2 separate regions of the Mus musculus genome follow, and region 1 is linked to region 2. A link is a loop called in an ENCODE intact Hi-C map of the cell type or tissue named here. Cell type or tissue: heart. All regions are shown on one strand. Links, peaks and the distances in the headings refer to the core of each region. The heading gives the core; the rest is flanking DNA.

What was found. Peaks named below come from ENCODE experiments on the same cell type or tissue, not always from the same donor. Only the 100,000 strongest peaks of a DNase experiment are listed, where the experiment ranks them.
Region 1: it touches region 2 in a loop (2.7-fold over the local background); 2 of 42 quality-filtered maps call a loop at or near these places.

The regions. Positions count from the first base shown.
Region 1 is chr10:95,578,587-95,587,927 of GRCm38, reverse strand. No RefSeq gene overlaps it. Among named protein-coding and RNA genes, the nearest start is that of Nudt4, 19 kb to the right of the region's middle. In heart, for the core only: no CTCF peak of the experiment used is centred there; no DNase peak of the experiment used is centred there.
Region 2 is chr10:95,639,415-95,648,755 of GRCm38, reverse strand. No RefSeq gene overlaps it. Among named protein-coding and RNA genes, the nearest start is that of Gm33336, 12 kb to the right of the region's middle. In heart, for the core only: no CTCF peak of the experiment used is centred there; DNase peaks (open chromatin) are centred at 4,575 and 7,215; H3K27ac peaks cover 1,479 bases.

The DNA.
Region 1 (9,341 bases), core at 647-8,646, 61 kb after region 2:
AAACCAAAAATGTGATGGAGAGCCAATGTTTGCTATTTTAAAGAAATGTGACGTCCAATCAAATCAGAGGTTGGTTTCAAAAGAAATGTCATTCTCCTTCAGCTGTCTTAAAATAAGCACTGAAATAAATCCTCTGCAGGGTACCTAACAGCAGCGAGGCACCAGAGAAATTAATCTATAGGAAATACAACACACAGTGCACCTGGAAATAGTCTCCCTCTCCCCTTTGTGTGAAATTCAATTACATGTTGGAGAAAGCAGCGGGTAGGGTTCTTTTTCAATTACTCTAAACTGCACTCTCTCAAACAAAAGACCATTACGCAGAGATCAAATCTAACTCAAAGCATTGTTCTTCCATCAGACGACTTCTGATTTTAAAAGATGCTTTCTCTTGGCGCTTTACACAATGAAACCCAGTCATTACCTCCTGTATAACAATAACAATAAGTTCTCACACCATAAACGCAAACTAAATAACAGTCTTGTTTTTATCACAAGCTTTCAAAAAAAATGGCTAAAACTTTAGTGATGCTAAGGAAGAAATACTGTGTATCTTTTAGAAGAGTTTTGAGATGGATGCACCTAGAGTGAACAAGACACTGGGTTCAAACCTTAGTACACAGCAAAACAATAAAAACAAAATGTGTTTTTGAGCCTACTGCAACACTGTAGAACAGAAAAACTAAAAATTCCACATACTCTTGTTCTAATTTCCCTAAATACATTGTTTTCCAGTAAGAAATGGTGGTGGCACATGTCTTTAGTCCCAGCACTTTGAAGGCAGAGCCAAGTGGATTTCTATGAGTTCGAGGTCAGTCTAATCTATAGAGCCAATTCCAGGATAGCCAAAGCTACACACAGAAATGTTGTCTCTAAAAATCAAGAACAAAACAAAACAAAACAAAACAAAAAAAACAAAAACAAACAAAAGAAAGAAAGAGAAAATGACCTACGATTCTCTTGGCATGTAGATCAGAGGTAGACCCTAGCATTCGCCAAGCCCTGAATGACATCCACTACACTGCCAAAGCAAAGGATGAAGATAAACAGGTACAACCCTTCAAAAGTACCTGCCTGATTAATCTTCTGAAATACTAAAGTACATTAATGCACTGGGGAGATAAGCTCACTCCATAAAGTACTTGCTGGCCAGTACAAGGTCCTGAACTCAGTTCCCAGTACCTACTTTAAAAGTGTGCCTGTGCTTTTAAACCCAGTTCTGGGGAAGCAGAAATGGGAGGGTCCTTGGTGTTCACTGGCCCAGTCCTAGTCCACAGGTTCTAGGCCAGTGAGAAACCATCTTTTAAAAAAACTGGTGGATGGTGCCTGAAGAACATTACTCTAGGAATGATAGATAGGTAGGTAGATAGATAGATAGATAGATAGATAGATAGATAGATAGATAGATGGATGGATGGATGGATGGATGGATAGATAGATAGATAGATAGATAGATAGATAGATAGATAGATAGATACATAGATACATAGATACATAGATACATAGATACATAGATAGATACATAGATACATAGGTACATAGATAGATAGATAGATGGTTGGATGGATGGTTTGATGGATAGATGGATGGATAGATAGATAGATGGATAGATAAATTGATAGATGGATAGTTGGAGATATAGATGATAACTATATATTTAGATGTATATATGCATGTGTATATATATGTATATATGGAGAGAGATTCCCTTTTAGAGTAGTAGATTTTTATATTTAACATATTAACATATATTAACATTTGGCTCCAAATGAACAAAAACAAACAAACCAAAAAACCCTTAACCTATCTTTCATGTTAACACATTTAGAAGCATTATGATATTTTCATTACTGGAAATTTCTTTTAAAATTGAAGATATCAGCCAGGTAGTGGTGGCGCACGCTTTTGAATCCCAGCACTTGGGAGGCAGAGGCAGGTGGATTTCTGAGTTTGAGGCCAGCCTGGTCTACAGAGTGAGTTCCGGGGCAGCCAGGGCTACACAGAGAAACCCTGTCTCCAAAAACCAAAAACCAAAACAAAACAAAACAAAATTTAAGAAATCGCAGCTGGACACCTTGTCTCTTTTAAAATTTGCATGCACTCATTTGTTTGTTCTGGGTTTGACCTAGCCCAAGCTGGTTTGGAACTTGAGAACTGGCTAAGGATGACCTTGAACTCCCGGTCTTTTACCTCCTAAGTTCTGGGTTTACAGACAGGCGCTCCACTCCGCCTGCTACATCCATCTCATGTTCTGCAGTAGGCTCATGTGTAATGCATCCAGCAATTCTACGGAGCCTGTCTATTTTGAGAACTCCAGGTGGACTGGCAAATTACTGTTATCAGAGTAGGAGGTACAAAATCAGAATCAAACCCCTGCACATCACTACTGAGACAGACAGTGAGGTCACAGTGGAGCTCATTTAAAAAAAAAATCAAACACCCCTCCCACTTCCCACCCCCAGAAAAATCGCCCAAGGCAACCAACAGAAGTAACACCCCTAAGTCTTATGGCTACAGAGGAGAATATTATCAAGTTACTTCAGGGGCTCCTCTCTTACCTTTTTCCTCTGAAAGCTCTCTCTCTCTCTCTCTCTCTCTCTCTCTCTCTCTCTCTCTGTGTGTGTGTGTGTGTGTGTGTGTGTGTGTGTATGTGTGTGTGTGTGCTGTTCTTGTTGTTGTTGCTGCTGCTAGAGATTAAACTCAGGGCTGCTTGCATGCCAAGCACATGCTTTACGGCCAGGCTATGACCCCAGTCCCTCTCTATAAGCTCTTTGATCTCCAGGCCCAGCATCTATTCTGAACATACTGAAGCAACTCATAAGTTATCTGTTTCTCTTTTTAGTCCATGACCCTGGGAAAGTCAGGATACCCAGACCATTTGGTTACTACATGACTTAAGCATCCACCAACTTGAGAAGGCAGTTTAGTTCTGAGGAAGAATCTATGGAGAGTTGTTGACTATGTCCACCCAGGTAGAATGAGGAAGTTAGAATTTTGTTTACTTGATAATATAAACTATCAGTTTCAAAGTTTTAAGTATGTATTAGAGTGGGTTGATGAAGGACAGAGCCATGGCTCTGTTCATTTGATGCTATGTATTCTCCATTGAGTTGTAAAGAAGAAGAAAGAAAAAGGAGGAGGAGGAGGAGCAGAGAAGAAGAAGAAGGAGAGGGGGAGGGGAGGGGGAGAGGGGGAGGAGGGGGAGGAAGAGGAGGAGAGGGAGGAGGAGGAAGAGGAGGAGGAGGAAGAGGAGGAGGGAGAGGAAGAGGAGGAGGAGGAGGAGAAGGGGAAGAGGAAGAGGAAGAGGAAGAGGAAGAGGAAGAAGAAGAAGAAGAAGAAGAAGAAGAAGAAGAAGAAGAAGAAGAAGAAGAAGAAGAAGAAAGAGCAGCCACTATTTGCCATGGATATTTTCTAGGTCAGACAGTGATCTAAGAGCTTTCTATTTGTCTTTTACTGTTGCACCCCAAAAAAGATGCACATTATTATTATCCCCCCTTTACAAGATAGAAAACAAAACCCAGGTGACGGTGGCACAAACCTTTAATCTCAGTACTTGGGAGGCAGAAGCAGGTGGAGCTCTGAGTTTGAAGCCAGCCTGGTCTATAGATGGATTTCTAGGACAGCCAGAGCTACACAAAGGAACTCTGTGTAGGAGTGGGAGTAGGTGGCAGAAAACAAAAACAACAAAGAAAAAGTAATTAGCTGAAGGTACCAACGTTAATCTTGTTGCTAACATTTTGAGTCACAACAATAATTTTTATTTTATGGGTTTAGTGTCTTTTTTAAACTTTCTTAAAATAATTTATTTTTAGTTCATGTGCACTGGTGTCTTGCCTGCATGTATGTCTGCATGAGGCTGTAAGATCTTGGAGGTAGAGACAGTTGTGGATTGACACAACAGGTGCTAAGAATTGAACCCATGTCCTTTCGAAGAGCAGCCTGTGGGGATCCATGTCTCCAGCCCCGAGTTTTGTGTCTTAAATGAAACCTTGAGGTATTTAATCAAACCCCACATTCTACCAAGGACCTCAAAATCCAACTAAGCCATAAGTAAAGCTTTGGTGGCTTCTTATTTCCTTTAAAACCTAATTCATGGGCCGAAGGAAAGGGCTCAGGCAGGAAAAGTCTTGCCATATAAACATCAGAACCTGAGTTCATATCCCCAGGCCCCCATGTAAAAGACAGGCATGGTGACAAACACCTGTAACTCCAGTGTGTGTGTGGGGGGGGGGGGGGGGGAGGGACCAAATGGGACACAACACAGGACAAACACCAGGAGGAGAGATAGGTGAATCCAGAACTCACTGGCCGTCTACTCTAGCCAATCAGTGAACTCCAAGTTCAGTGAGAGACCTTGTCTCAGAAAGTAAGATGGAGAGCAGCTAAGGAAGAGGCTTGCTGTTGACTCTCACCTCCACACTCACGCATGAGCACAGACACACAAATACACTAAAATGCCCAAGGTTCTGTGGAAACCATCAGGCAAGATAACCATATCTTATTGATGTTAATTACGGTTTGAAGTTAAATGACAGGGAAATAGGAAGATGGGACCAGCCTATGCAGGGATTTGGCACACAGATTCGGATTTTGATGTTGGACTTACTGAGGGCAAGGGGCTGCCCGGGCACCAGCTTTGTGGCTCTCTCTGTCTGACTACATTTATTTTTCCCTCAAGCAGAATCAAAGTCTTTCTGAAAGTAAATAAAATGATTGTCTAAAACAGCAAAAGCTATTTTAAAAACAAGATTATAGAAGAGGTCATTGGCTAAAAATAAAATTGAAACAAAGTTCAGCTTGCAGCTTTCCAAATTGTTCTATTTTTATCTTCCTGTCTTCAGTCTGATCACAATTTTCCATGAGCAGATTATTGATCATTAGAAAGTTTATTTAAAAAAAAAAAGACCATTTTCCACTGTAAAGTGACATGGTGAAACTTTCCTCAGTTGAAAGTGTTCAACCCCACTAGTAATAAGAGAAATATAGATTAAAATCAATTGCCACATTTAAAATATGAAATAGACTAGCAACAAAGACTCCCACCCATCCTCAACTGAGGGTTTGTCACAGTGTCGAAAAACAACTCTTTCCCTTCTTTCTCTTTCTTGTTTTGTGATATGATGTAGCCCAGGCTGACCTGGAAATTTCTATGTAGACTGTGATAGCCCCAAACTCAAGAGTAATTCTGAGGTGTCTGGAGATAGTCGTTCTGGGTGTCTTTTAGCAATATGGTTTGAGATGTCCATTTATTGACATAGAAATTCCAGTTTTAGGAGTGCCGCCTACAGAAACAAGCCCGTGTGCAAAAATGTACCCATAAAGATATTGGTAACAGTGCTGTGTGTCAAGTAGAATGGAAGGAAGGTGACAGAGAAAGGACAGATGAAGCCAATCCCCAACAGTGAGAAACTGATTGGTGTGCAGGTGTGGATCTGTGTGTGTGTGTGTGTGTGTGTGTGTGTGTGTGTGTGTGTGTGTGTGTATGGGTGTGTGTGGGTGTGTGAGTGGGTGTATGGGTGTGTGGGTATGAGTGTGTGTGTGAGTGTGTGTGTGAGTATGTGTGGGTGTATGTGTGAGTGTGTGTATGTGTGTAGGGTAAGTGAATATGTGCATGGGTATATGTGTGTGTGTTGGTGGGTGTGGGTGTGGGTGAGTGTGTGAGTTTGAGTATGTGTGCATGTTAGAGCACACACAGAAGCAATATTACTTTTCAATTGAAAGTGATATTGTGGGCATAGACCTATGACATAGCGCTTGAGAGACTGAGACAGAATTGCTCTGAGTTTGGGGCTATCATAGGCTGCAGAGTAAGATCCTATTTCAAAACAAGAAAAAAGAAGGAAGGGAAGAGAAGGGAAATAAAGAGTAGTAGATAAACATTGAGGTAGAAATTGTTCACATTGCTAGGTTTAAAAAGCAAAATATAAAACTATTTTTATTCGTGCGAATAGGCAAAGGCAATCTGTAGTGACAGAAATGAAGACAGCGGCAGTCTGAGAGGTTGGAGACAATGAGTGGGGATTGTGTCGAAAGGATTGAGGGAACTTTCTGGAGTGGGAGTAGTGCCCCTCCAATCTTGATGTATGGCCTTTGAAGACAGAAGGATTGCTTGTGGGTTTGGTTTGGCTTGGAATGTTTGTTCGTTTTAAGACAGTGTTCCCTATATAGCCTAGCTTGACCTGGAACTCAGGATTCTCCTGCCTCAGTCTCCAAGTGCTGAGATTCAGATAGACACCAAGCCCACTTTATCAAACCTCATCAAGGACTGGGGAGTGCAGCAGAGTAGCAGAGCACTTGCCTACTACATGAAAAGTCTGTCGTCTGAGAAAGAGAGGGGTGCAGGGAAAGAGAGAACATCTAGTGAGTGTCTGCGTTTGGGTTTTACTGCTGTGAGCAGACACCATGACCAAGGCAAGTCTTATAAGGACAACATCTAATTGGGGCTGGCTTACATGTTCAGAGGTTCAGTCCATTATCATCAAGGTAGGAGCATGGCAGCATCCAGACAAGCATGGTGCAGGAGGAGCTGAAAGTTCTACATCTTCATCTGAAGGCCTCTAGCAGACTGGTTTCCAGGCAGCTAGGACGAGGATCTTAAAGCCCTTGCCCACAGTGAGACACATCCTTCAACAAGATCACACCCACTCCAAGGCCATACCTCCAAATTGTGCTACTCTCTGAGCTGAGCATATTCAAACCAACACAGTGAATATTATCATAGTTATTGTTGACTGTCAACTTAACAGACTCTAGAATCATCTGAGAGATACCCAGTGACTAACCTGATTGCCTTGAGGTAGAAAGACCTGCCCACTGAGGGTGGCGCCATTCCCTGGCTTTAGGCTCTTGAGAGCTGAGCAGCTGCATGCATTTATTTATTGTTCTTTGCTTCCTTTGGATGCTATGTGACCAGCTGTTTCTAAATCCTGCTGCCTTGATTTCTTTACCACCCCAGACCTGTACCTTAAACTATGAACCAAAATAAATCCATTTTCCCCTAAATTGTTTTTGGCAGAACGTCTTTTCACAGCTACAACAAAAGAGGCAAAGAGGGCCAGAGAGATGGCTCAGCGTTTCAGGATATTGGTTGCTCTCTCAGAGGACCCAGGTTTGATTGTCACCCACGTGGCAGTTCATAATCATTTGACTCCAATCCCAGGGGATTAGATGCCCTGGTCTGTCTTCTGTAGGCAACAGGTATGCACATGATACACATTCATATATGCAGGCAAAATACCACATAAAATAAAATAAATTTTAAATTTAGAAAAAAAAAAAGGAAACTAAGGGGCTGGAGAAAGGTGCAGTAGTTAAGAGCCTCTTCCAGAGGTCGTGAGTTCAATTCCCAGTCAATCACCAGGTGGTTCACGACCATCTGTAATGGGATCCAATGCCCTCTTCTGGTGTGTCTGATGACAGCTGAAGACAGTGAACTCATATAAATAAAAATTAATTAAAATTTTTTTAAAAAAGGAAACTAAGATGACTACACATCCTCAGGTAAGAAACAAAATTTCCAATTGTACATAATCTCAATTTTTTTCTTACTTTTTCCTCTGAGTTTCTTTAACAAACATGTAGCAATTAAAGAAAACATAAATATACGAAGACACCCAACTGTGCTTCAAAGAACCTTGCCTCTTCCTCCAGCTAGATATCCCTGATCAGCCCAAAGAACAGTGTGTGATTATTCTGGATCCATACCACAGTTCCATGGCAGGGTACCAATGGTCCCACCTCTTGAGAAGGTTTGAATAGGTTTGGACCCATTGACTCATGTGTTTGAATGCTTGGCCCATGGGAAGTGACACTACTGGGAGGTGTGGCCTCATTGGAGAAAGTGTGTCATTGTGGGGGTAGGCTTTTAGGTTTCTATGGTCAAGCTCCACTCAGTGTGGAAAAAGACACCTCCCTACCCCTTACCCCGACCCCTATATGCAGAAGACAGTCTCCTTCTGGCTATCTTTGGATGGAGATGTAGAACTCCTCTCGGATTTATCAGTACCTCATGTCTGAGTTAAGAGCGTGTGATAATGGAATAAACTGGTGTGGATTTGGTTTATTGCTTATAGTATGTTAATTGGGTTCCCAAATTACTCAGGAATTTGCATGTAAGACTCCACAGGCCCCTGCCTCCAGTTAATTAATAAAGTTGCAGGTGGCTAATGGCTAGGCAAGGAGACAGAAGTGGGGCTTTAAATTTCCTAGGCAAAGGAACCCAGGAAAGAGGAAGGACTTAGAACTATCATGTCAGGGGAGCAGAAAGATCAGGCCTGAGAGCTGTAGGACAGAGAGACAGTCCACATTCAAGAATCAGAGATTGTGGCCCAGGAGGGCTGTAGGCCTGTACCCAGGGTGGCCAGGATGGAATATAGATTTTAGTAAGAAATGATTCGCGAATATCGGAGTGGAGAGTGTGTTAGCCGTAAGAAGGTTTGGAAGTGCCCAACCATTGCACTGTTTAAGACATATTAAATATAAGGCCGTGTGTGTGTGTGTGTCTGTGTGTGTGTGTGTGTGTGTGTGTGTCTAGAACATTAGGCAGGTGGCAAGGAACTGGTGCTGCTGCTGCCGGGGAGATCAGAGTAGAACTTAATAAACTACCACAATACTAAACCTCTGAAACTGTAAGCCGGGTCCAATTAAATGTTCTCTTTTATAAGACTTGCCTTGGTCATGGTGTCTCTTCTCAGCAATAAAACCCTAAGACAGTCCCTGAATGTATGCACTTGCTGGCCATTTGTCTTATACTTTGTGACAGCTTCTAAGTGCCAACACGGAACAATGAATTGGATCATTTTGAAGCAAGCTACCAGTAAGTTTTATTTCTGCATCCCAAAACCCTCTTGCATCCATAGGAAAAGGCTTCAAACAATGCAATATGGATGCCTTATTGCCAGAAAAGTAGCTATTCTTTATGTAAGTCCTGAAAAGCTTCCAAGATTGCTTTTTGTCTTTAGTTGTAACCCTCCAAACTGGCCCGCCCAAGCTTCACCCACTATGGGTGAAGTGCTTACATATAGCACACTGTAGCTGTCTTCAGACACCCCAGAAAAGGGCATCAGATCTCATTATGGATGGTTGTGAACCACTATGTGGTTGCTGGGATTTGAACTCAGGACCTTCAGAAGAGCAGTCGGTGCTCTTAACCACTGAGCCATCTCTCCAGCAGCACAGTTCTTTAGAACTCTTCATCATCTTCCACATCTATCCAAGTCCTATAGATTCTAAGTATCTGTTGGTCGTAATGCCATGGGCCTGAAAGCCCAGCGCTTGGAAGGTGAGGAAAGAACATGAGTTCAAAACCAGCCTGGGCTACAGGTCTCGTGGCAAGCACACAG
Region 2 (9,341 bases), core at 418-8,417:
ATGAAACTCTGAAAGGCAGTCATTGTTTCCATAGGTGAGGAACACAGGAACTTCATGAGAAATGCTAACGCGGCCAAAGCACGTGCTCTCCCGCTGTACCTACCCACCCACTTTGCTTTGCGTTTATAAATTCAGCTAAATTTGCCCTGAGGATAATTCCATCCAACGGAACTTCGACCTACTGTAGTGTAATGGAAAACCTAGCACAGGCAAAAACCTTTGTGTACTCTTGACGCTCAGCCAGCCAATCACAACAGCCAGACTTCAGCCAATTACAGACCACCACCAAATAATTGGAGGACATCCCGTGGGGATAACAATTACGGAGAAAGCAACCTGGGAAGAACTTTGTTCCTTGTAGGAGGGACGGGACTGATTCAGCTCAAGCTACTTACTGCCTAGGAATGTGAATTTTTTTTCACCCCAACCCCTGACCACCGTGTCTGGAAGAACCAGACAATTACTGTGTACCCACAGGCTCAAGGTGCACACCAAAATGGTATTGGGCCTGTGGTTTACGGACATTTCCGTTCCACTTAGACATTCCGTTCCTTGTCTTCTGTCCTCGGCATGGTCCTCACCACCATACTCAGTACCTCGCAGAAGCCCCTATTGCCTAGAACTCTGAGACACTGAATCCGAGCTAGATGAGTCTGTGTCTCCCAAATTGAGATTCCAAAGTAAATTACCAAATCATTTTTACAGCCTCTGAGTTTGCATTAGTCGACAGCTTGAATGAAGCCCATGTCTGTCGTCCCCAGCAGAGCCGATCTGATACCTCGATTCCCATCTCTGTCCACAAACGCAGCCTGCCCAGGCTGTGGAGCTGAACCCACTGAACCTCTCAGTCTCGGTCGGCACAGTCCCGTGTTCATCAGACTCTGCTCAATTCAGTTTTTCTCAAGCGTTTTTGTCTTTGTTTTTCTACACAGGTTTTCATTCTAGCCCATTCATTTAGCCCACCTTAGTTTTGTCATAGCGCTGTTAGTTTGCATTTGAGAGAGCAGGAGACAGAGCTTGATCCCTAGAGAAAGAGTAAAAAATGAGGAGGGGAGGGGAGAGAGGAGCAGAAGGAACAAGGAGGAAGCTGGGCTGTGTGGCACAGAGTGGCTCTCAGCCCCACTGTACATTTCCACTGCCCTCCACCCGAGAGCCAGGACAGTTAGAGAGGGAAAGCCAAAACAGCTCAAAACTTCCCTCGGATCTCATTTTTCTCCTTGAATCAGGGAGAATCAAACTGTGGAGTGATAGTTTTCAGAGAGAAAAGAACGAAAATAATGAACCTTTTATACTGTCACCTTCTCTCCTCATGGTCACAGGTGACTCTTAGAGATGAGGCGAGAGACAATTGAGCACTTGTGTAGAAAATCCAGAGTCATTTCCACACACTGAAATCCCCGCCTCTTAAGCAGGCGTCCTTCCTTCCTCACGTTCCCCGGGCAGAGCCAGGTCTGCAGAGCTGGGTGACCCACAGAGCGTGGTCTTATCAGCCAGAGCCAGTGTTTTCTCATCTCCCAGCTAATCTCTGGGGGATTTTTAAGGGCGTGTATGGAATTTAGTCTATGATATACTCTCTCGACTCTGTCAGTGAATCTAATATGTGAATCTGCCTCAGGATTTGGTCCAAATCCTCTCCAAGAAAAATCCCCGATTCTACCACCCACCGTAGGCACACACCTCGTGTATTTCCAGGCTCTCAAGAGAGATGTCCTAGGCACTTCCTGTTTGTCCCTAAAGCCAGGATTCTCAACCTATGGGTCACAATCCCCTCAGGGTCGTTCGACCTTCTCACAAGGGTCACCCAAGACCATCGGATAACACAGAATGCTTACCTTACAATTCATAACAATAGCAAAATTACAGTTAAGCAATAGCAACAACCAAGTTTTATAGTTGAAGGGTCACCGCAACATGTGGTATTGTATTAAAGTACAAAAGTACAGATTCCCCAGAGAACGGTGGCCAGAGTCCTGTGTGAGACAAGGCGTGGGGCCCCGGAGAAAGAACACCAGGTCATACCTGGGGCGCTGAAGACAGGGATTATAAATCAGGAGCCAACCGGGCCAACAAGGCAGTCCCAGAGAAAGCCTGTGTCAAAATGGACACTGAATGCTTACTGGGTCGGGAATTTGTGAATGACTGCTTCAGCATGCCCAGGAAAGGCGAGACAGGAAGCTGACCCCCAGAAGATCTTTCTCTTACACTACGATGTCTTAAAGTAGCCTAGACTGAACTCTCTATGTGGCCCAAGACTAGCCTGAAACTCACGATCTTCCTGCTTCCGCCTTCTAAATGCTGGATTAGTGTGAGCCCCCACACCAAGCCAAGAGCTCATTCTTAGCTTTCCTTGCCACAGTCTTACTGAGGACACGGGATTTAGGACATATCTATCTTTGTATCTAGGGCCTCTCTGTCCAGTCCTGACAGCATGAGTTTGAACCCTGGACAATGTAAACACACCACCACCACCATCATCATCACCATCACCATCATCATCTTTTAAATTAAAGAGCCAAATGGCTCAGCAGATGAAGACACTTCTTGTCAACTTCGAGGACTTGAGTTCAAATCCTGAGTCCCACTAAGTAGAACAAGAGAACCAAATCCCAAAAGATGTCTTCTGACCTCCACATGACAGAGGGCATGTGCATACATATAGACACACACATAAACAAGTAACATAAAAAAATATTCAATTAAAGAACAAGTACGAACCCCAGGACTTGGAGACTTGGGTCTGTTACCCACAGCTACCCCAGAGCTAAGGAAGAAGAACCCTTAATTCAAGTCTTCTCTGAGCTTCAGAGCAAATGCAAGGCCATGGGGAGCTTAGCTCATCAAAACCCTTCTGTAGAATTTAAAAATAAGGAGGAGGCATTGGAGTTTAAAAAGAAGACAGGTGTGGTGGCTCATTGATCTTCCTCCAGGCATATCCTACCCACAGTCCAAGGATGCTATGAATGTGGTCCAACACAAAATAAGAAACATCCCCCCAAACCTAGGCTATTTGGTGAACTATAGGACCCAGTGAGAGACCCTGTCTCCAAAAAAAGGAGTCGATGCAATTAAAATACACTGACTTAGCCGGGCAGTGGTGGTGCACACCTTTAGTCCCAGCATTTGGGAGGTAGAGGCAGGTGGATTTCTGAGTTCAAGGCCAGCCTGGTCTACAGAGTAAGTTCCAGGACAGCCAGGGCAACAGAGAAACTCTGTCTCAAAAAAACTAACTAAATAAATAAATAAATACCCTAACTAAAGCAACCTTATGAAGAAAAGATTTGTTTGGCTTATAATTAAGGGTTATAATCTATCATTTGGGGAAGTCAAGGCAGAAACTTGAAGAACCTAACACATCCAAAGGCAAAATCAGATAGAAGTGAAAGCATGCATGTTTAATACTCAGCTTGCTTTCTTTACTCTTACACAGTCTAGGTCTCAAACTTAGGGAATGGTGCTGCCCACAGTGGGCAGACCCTCTCATCTCAAGCAATGTAACCAATACAACCTCACTTGAGTGTCCAGGTGATAACCGACTGTGACAAGTTGACAATTAAAACTAATCGTTCTGGTATTAAATTGAAATATTAATATTTAATAATGTACCTTGAGTGTGTGTGTTATTAAATAATGTATCTTTCATAAGTTGAGTGTGTGTGTGTGTGTGTGTGTGTGTGTGTTGCTGAAGATAGAACACAGGACTTTGGCACATTCATAAAGTTCTTTACTACTTAGCTGTTTCCCTAGCCCTGAAGTTTATTTTTAATCAAATTTTATTTTATCTGAATGGCTATTTTATGTCTGCATGCCACTTGCATGGCTGGTGCCCACAGCTACCACAAAAGGCATGGGGTCCTCTGAAGCTGGGGTTACAGCCTGTTCTGAGCTGCCATGTGGGTGCTGGGAATCAAACTCAAGTCCTCGGGGAGAGCAGTCCATGTCCTTAGCCACTGAGCCATCTCCTCAGCTCCATAAGATGATTTTCTAAACCTGAAACTACTCTCTAATTCCTGGCAGAAATAACAAAAAGTACATTTTTATATCTGAAGAGGCTCATTAAGTGATTTACTGCTGTGCAATAAACATGAATTTAAAAGGCCAGCACCACACTGGATGGTGGTGGCTCATACCTTTAATCTTAGCTTGGGAGGCAGAGGCAGGTGGGTCTCAGAGTTCAAGGCTAGCCTGATCTATAGACTGAGTTCTAGGACAGTGAGAGCTACACAGAGAAGCCATGTTTTGAAAAACAAAAACAAAAAACAAAACAAAAGGCTAGCACCAGAGCCATCTCAGAACATATGCCAAACCTAACAACACTCATGAACAACCGCAAGAATAAATCCAAGGCTTTTTTGGAGACATGCCCTCCCTATGAAGCCCTGGCTGGCCTGAAACTCTGTGAACAGGAAAAGACTTGAAGTCACAGCCATCTACCAGCCTCTGCCTCCAGAGTCCTGGGAATTAAGTCATGCGCCTCCTTATCTGACCCAAGATCTTTTTAGACTCTAGTGTTTGCTGTAGACGATCTGGCCTTGACTTTGGACCCTGTACTGAGTGACTAACCATCACAGGGACATAGCCAGTGGCCTCACAGCGTGCCCAACAGATGAGCTGTCTCTTAAAAGCTCGTGGCCATTTCTACTTGGCTCTAATCGGTTCTACTTTGAGAGCTGGCACTCTCCTCTGAAGAGCCAGGATTGCTAGGAAACTCACAAGATACATTCTGAAAAGTGAAGAGAAACATGCCTAGCTTCCCTCCCTGGCTACCTAGCACTCCAGAACTCACTGGAACTTTCATGACAGCCAAAAGGAAAGCCTGACACTGGCTTTCCCTTCACCCACACATTTTCTTCCTCTCTCTGGCTGTGGCATAAGCTTACTCCCCTGAGATTCAGCCAGCCACAGAAAGCTGAATTCAGGCTCTAGGCAGCTCACTCATGACTGAATGAGCACTTGAAATATGGCTTTGGTGATCAAGAAAGACTTTTTAAATTACATTATAATTTAAACGTTAATTTGAAGATATATTTAGTCACTGGAGAAATCTTATAACTTGAGTGTATATATTTTATATATACTACATATAATATACATATTATTGACTTTTCAGTATAAGTTTTATAAAATATAAGTATAAATGAAATTTGGAGGTTTTGTTTTGAGACAAGATCTCATGTATACAAGCTGGGCCCTTGAATTTCTGATCCCCCTTATCTGCCTTCTAAATACTGGATTTGTAAGTGTGAGCAGCCACACCAATTGTCAGTTTTGTTGTTTGTTTGTTTTACAGATAAGGACTCACGCTGTGGTCCAAGCTAACCTCACACTCATAGCAATTCTCCTGCCTCAGCCTCCCAAGTGTTGGGCTTACAAGTGTGAGCTATTTGTTTTATGTCACATCAGGAATGGGAGCCAGGACTTCAGGTACACTAAGCAAGCACTCTGCCAAAGGGGGCCAGGAACCCAGCTCTTCCGGAAGTCCTTCCTGAAAGCTTAGTCTCCAGCTGGGAGGTGTAGCAGAAAGAACTTGAGGAGTTCAAGTGTAACCTGGGTGTGGACGACCTACCTGTTCAAATGATAATGCTCTGCTCTTGTCAGGTTAAATAAAATCATTAAAAGTAAAGTCTCTTTCGTTTTCCCTTTTGAAGTTCCTGCTATCACTCACAATATTTCTACTAGATTTCCTGCTCTAACGCCGCATGAAATGCTCTAACTCAGTTTCCCCTACTGGCTGGCTCTATGACTTTAAGTGACTTAGTTAGTTTCTCTAAATGTGTATTAGCTCATCTGTAAGCTGAAGAAAACACTACTATTTCCTGAATATGGTTTTACACAGAACAAGGGTTCTTGTTGCTTTTAGTTTTTTGTTTGGTTGGTTGTTGGTTTGTTTGTAAACACTTAGGCAAGCGCCTGTTTCACAGTAGTTTATTATTGTTCGCTTTAAGTAATGCCAGGGTTAAAGGTGAAACTTGCCTAACATTCATGAGGCCTGGGTTCAATCCTCTGAACTACAAATAAATAAACTATAAAATGAAAAGAAATGAAAGTTGCTACATTGCCAACATGGAAAAATAAGAATCTGAGGGGTGGTCAGCCTTCTGCCATATTTTTCTGGACTTGTATATTTATTTAAATTTTTAAATTATATTTTTTAACTAAGAAATGTTTTTGTTTAAGGAGATGAAATTACTTAAAACACAGGCATTTCTGAAAAATCCAGAACAGGGGTTTCCCAAAAACAGTGAAGATAAATATCTCAAAAAGGCCATGCTCGATCCATTTGGTTTCAACTTGGAAGAGTAAAGTTTTATTTACAACTAGGTTTCCAGGGGCCAGTACTAAAACAATTTCTAAATTAGGAAACATTCTGGAATTCTGTTCCCAGAAGATAATGTGTCCTCACCTATATCTCCTGCCAAGTCCAACACACACACACACTCTCTCTCTCTCTCTCTCTCTCTCTCTCTCTCACTCACACACACACACACACCCCATATATACATACACACATAAACACCACACACACACACACACACACCAAGGCTTAAACTTCTTTCACTGGCAACTTCTTTCACCCAATAAATTTTTATCAGACCTTAGCTATACAAGTGTATAAAATAGGTACACATATCAAACATTTACTGATATAAAGTCATACCTTTATTTTAAAATAATTCTTTGATACACATAAGTTTATCATTTCCTCAAGATGAAAGTAAATTTGCATGCTGATAAAATGAATGTTTATTTTTACAGAATGATTTAAATTTTGGCTGCATACTTTATATTGCAGAACAAAGAACATCTTGACATTCTTCTGAGCTGATAGAAATTTTCACTGCATAATCACTGATACCTCTTCATACAAACGTATAGTACAAAATGACATACTGTATTCTGCAAAAAGCCACTGCAAAAATTGTTGGAAATGTTTTACTCCCAAGCCAAAGCCCACTTAATGACTGCTTACAAAATTCAAGTCAGCAATTTAAACAGCAATTCCACTCTAACACAATACAACCCACAGACAGACAGGCGGATTTGATACATGCTAAAGAGTAGTGGCAGGAATAAAGGAGACTTTTTCTATAATTAAACCATTATGTTTCTATGAGAGCAAAAAAGAAAATGTGTGTGCGGTGAAAATACTGTACTTCAGAGCATACAGTAGTCTCAGAGCTGGGCCAAGGTATTAAAATAGCTAGGTTGGCACTGAGAGTCGGGACGGCATGCACAGTGCACAGGAGCATGCCGTGGTCATAGCCAGCTGCATTGAAGTCATTTGATACAACACTGGCAGCCCTACAAGAAAGGTCTAAGATTCAGTATGCATTTGATGTGGAGCTAATTTGCAGTTGTTACATGGTCAGAAACCTTTACTTTTACCAAATTTTACATAAACCTTACATCCAGTTACATAATTCAAAGTGCAGGTGCAACCCACAATTTAAGAAAGTGATATATGCACTATATGCAGAGTGCATGTGAGAGTGTGTGCACGTGTGAGTGTATGTGCATATCTATACATATATTCAGAGTGTGTGGTAGTATGTGCATGTACATACACATATACAATGTGTGTGTATATACATGCATATTACAGCATGTATGTGACTGTATCACATACACATACACAGAGTGTGTGTGCATATACCTACACATATAGAGTGTGTATGTGCATATACATACACATATACAGAATATGTGTGTGTGCATATAATGTATATATAATGTGTATGTGTGCATATACATACACATAAACAAAATGTATGTGAGAGTATTGTGTACATAAACATACACATACACAGAGTGCCTTTCAGTGGTAATGGCTCCATGCAGCGGCAGATCCTCGCTGATGCAGTGACCAAGACGAGGATCTGAGGGCACTTTTCATTGCCATCTCCGTCGCTATCTCCCTACAATACTCTGAGAACCAGGAATGCATATCCCTGACTTGCTTGTCTCTCTGCTTGGGGGACATGCAGAGCTGAAGAACAGTAATGTGATGACTGTAACTGACCTCAGGCCCTGCACAAGACTACACTTTAGATCAACAAGGTCTCTGGCACCAAGAAGCCATCCCAGTGTTCTGAGGCCGGGTACATGCCCACTCTCCCAAACAAAAAGAAAACTATCACTCAAAAAAAAACAGCACAATTTACCCAATAATTCAAATACTTGAATATTCCTATAACCATTAAGGAGATTGAACTCATAATTTTAGAACACCCAAAAAGCAAGTCCCAAGCTAGGATGGAGAATTCTACCAAGTGCTTAACGCAGTCTTCCACGGGCTTTTCCCCAGGGATCAAGAAGGGAACAAATAGCCTGTGGGTTGGCCTAACTTCGTCCCTTTGAATTCCTACAACTGTCTTCTTTCCTTTCTAGAGCATCAAGCTGACCAAGTCGATGTCCCCACTAAGGAAGCTGAACAAGCTACTACCTCACTTAGGATACTAACCAGTCACTCCTTCCTACCACATTCCTTCCGTACACACACACACACACACACACACACACACACACACACACACAGAGCTCTCTTGTTACAGTCTCGTTGAAACCCAAAGTAGGTGAAGGCCCTTCCCTTGTGTGCTTCAGCTCTTTCTATTTTCACTAATTCTTTTGAGACAAAGTGTCACCACGTTGTCCAGACTGGCCTTCAGCTGCTGTGGTGAAAACTTCCTATCTCAGTCTCTTGAGTACCTGGGACTGGAGAGCCACACCAGCCGGCAGCTATCTGTATGTTTTTGCTGTGGTACTTATTGTAATTTTCATTAATTATTTGTAGTGATATGGCTAAGCCCCTCCCACCCATCTAAGTACAAACTCTCTAAGGACCGGAAGCTAGAGTGTCTTATTCACGCTCCATCTCTGGCTGAGAGCCCAGACCCATGGGTCTATACATCATTCAATCAATAGTCATTGAATGCGTCAATCAAGAATTTCCAAGGAAGGAAAATCAATACAGTGTGTGTGATCTCAAATCAAGATATGTAGCCCCAAACCAGCGACCTAAGCAAATGGATTTGTGTATGTGTTTACCTTCAGGTATGTATACAAAGGTTTATGGTGAGCAATTGGCTCCCATGGTTACAGAGACCGGCCAGTTCTGGGACCTGCGAGTGAGTCAGCAAGCTGGTGATACAGGACAGTTGATGACTGAGCTCTAGTCTAAGTCTGAAGCCTGGTAGAGGTAAGGCTGGAGACCCAGGAAGAGCCAGTGTCAAGGGTGCAGACAGGAAAGGGTTGATGTTCCAGGTCAAAGTCCGTCCAGCTAGAAGGCTTCTCTGTGACTGGAGGAAGGGTCCATTCAGGCTGTCAGGGGACTGGGTGAGACCCAT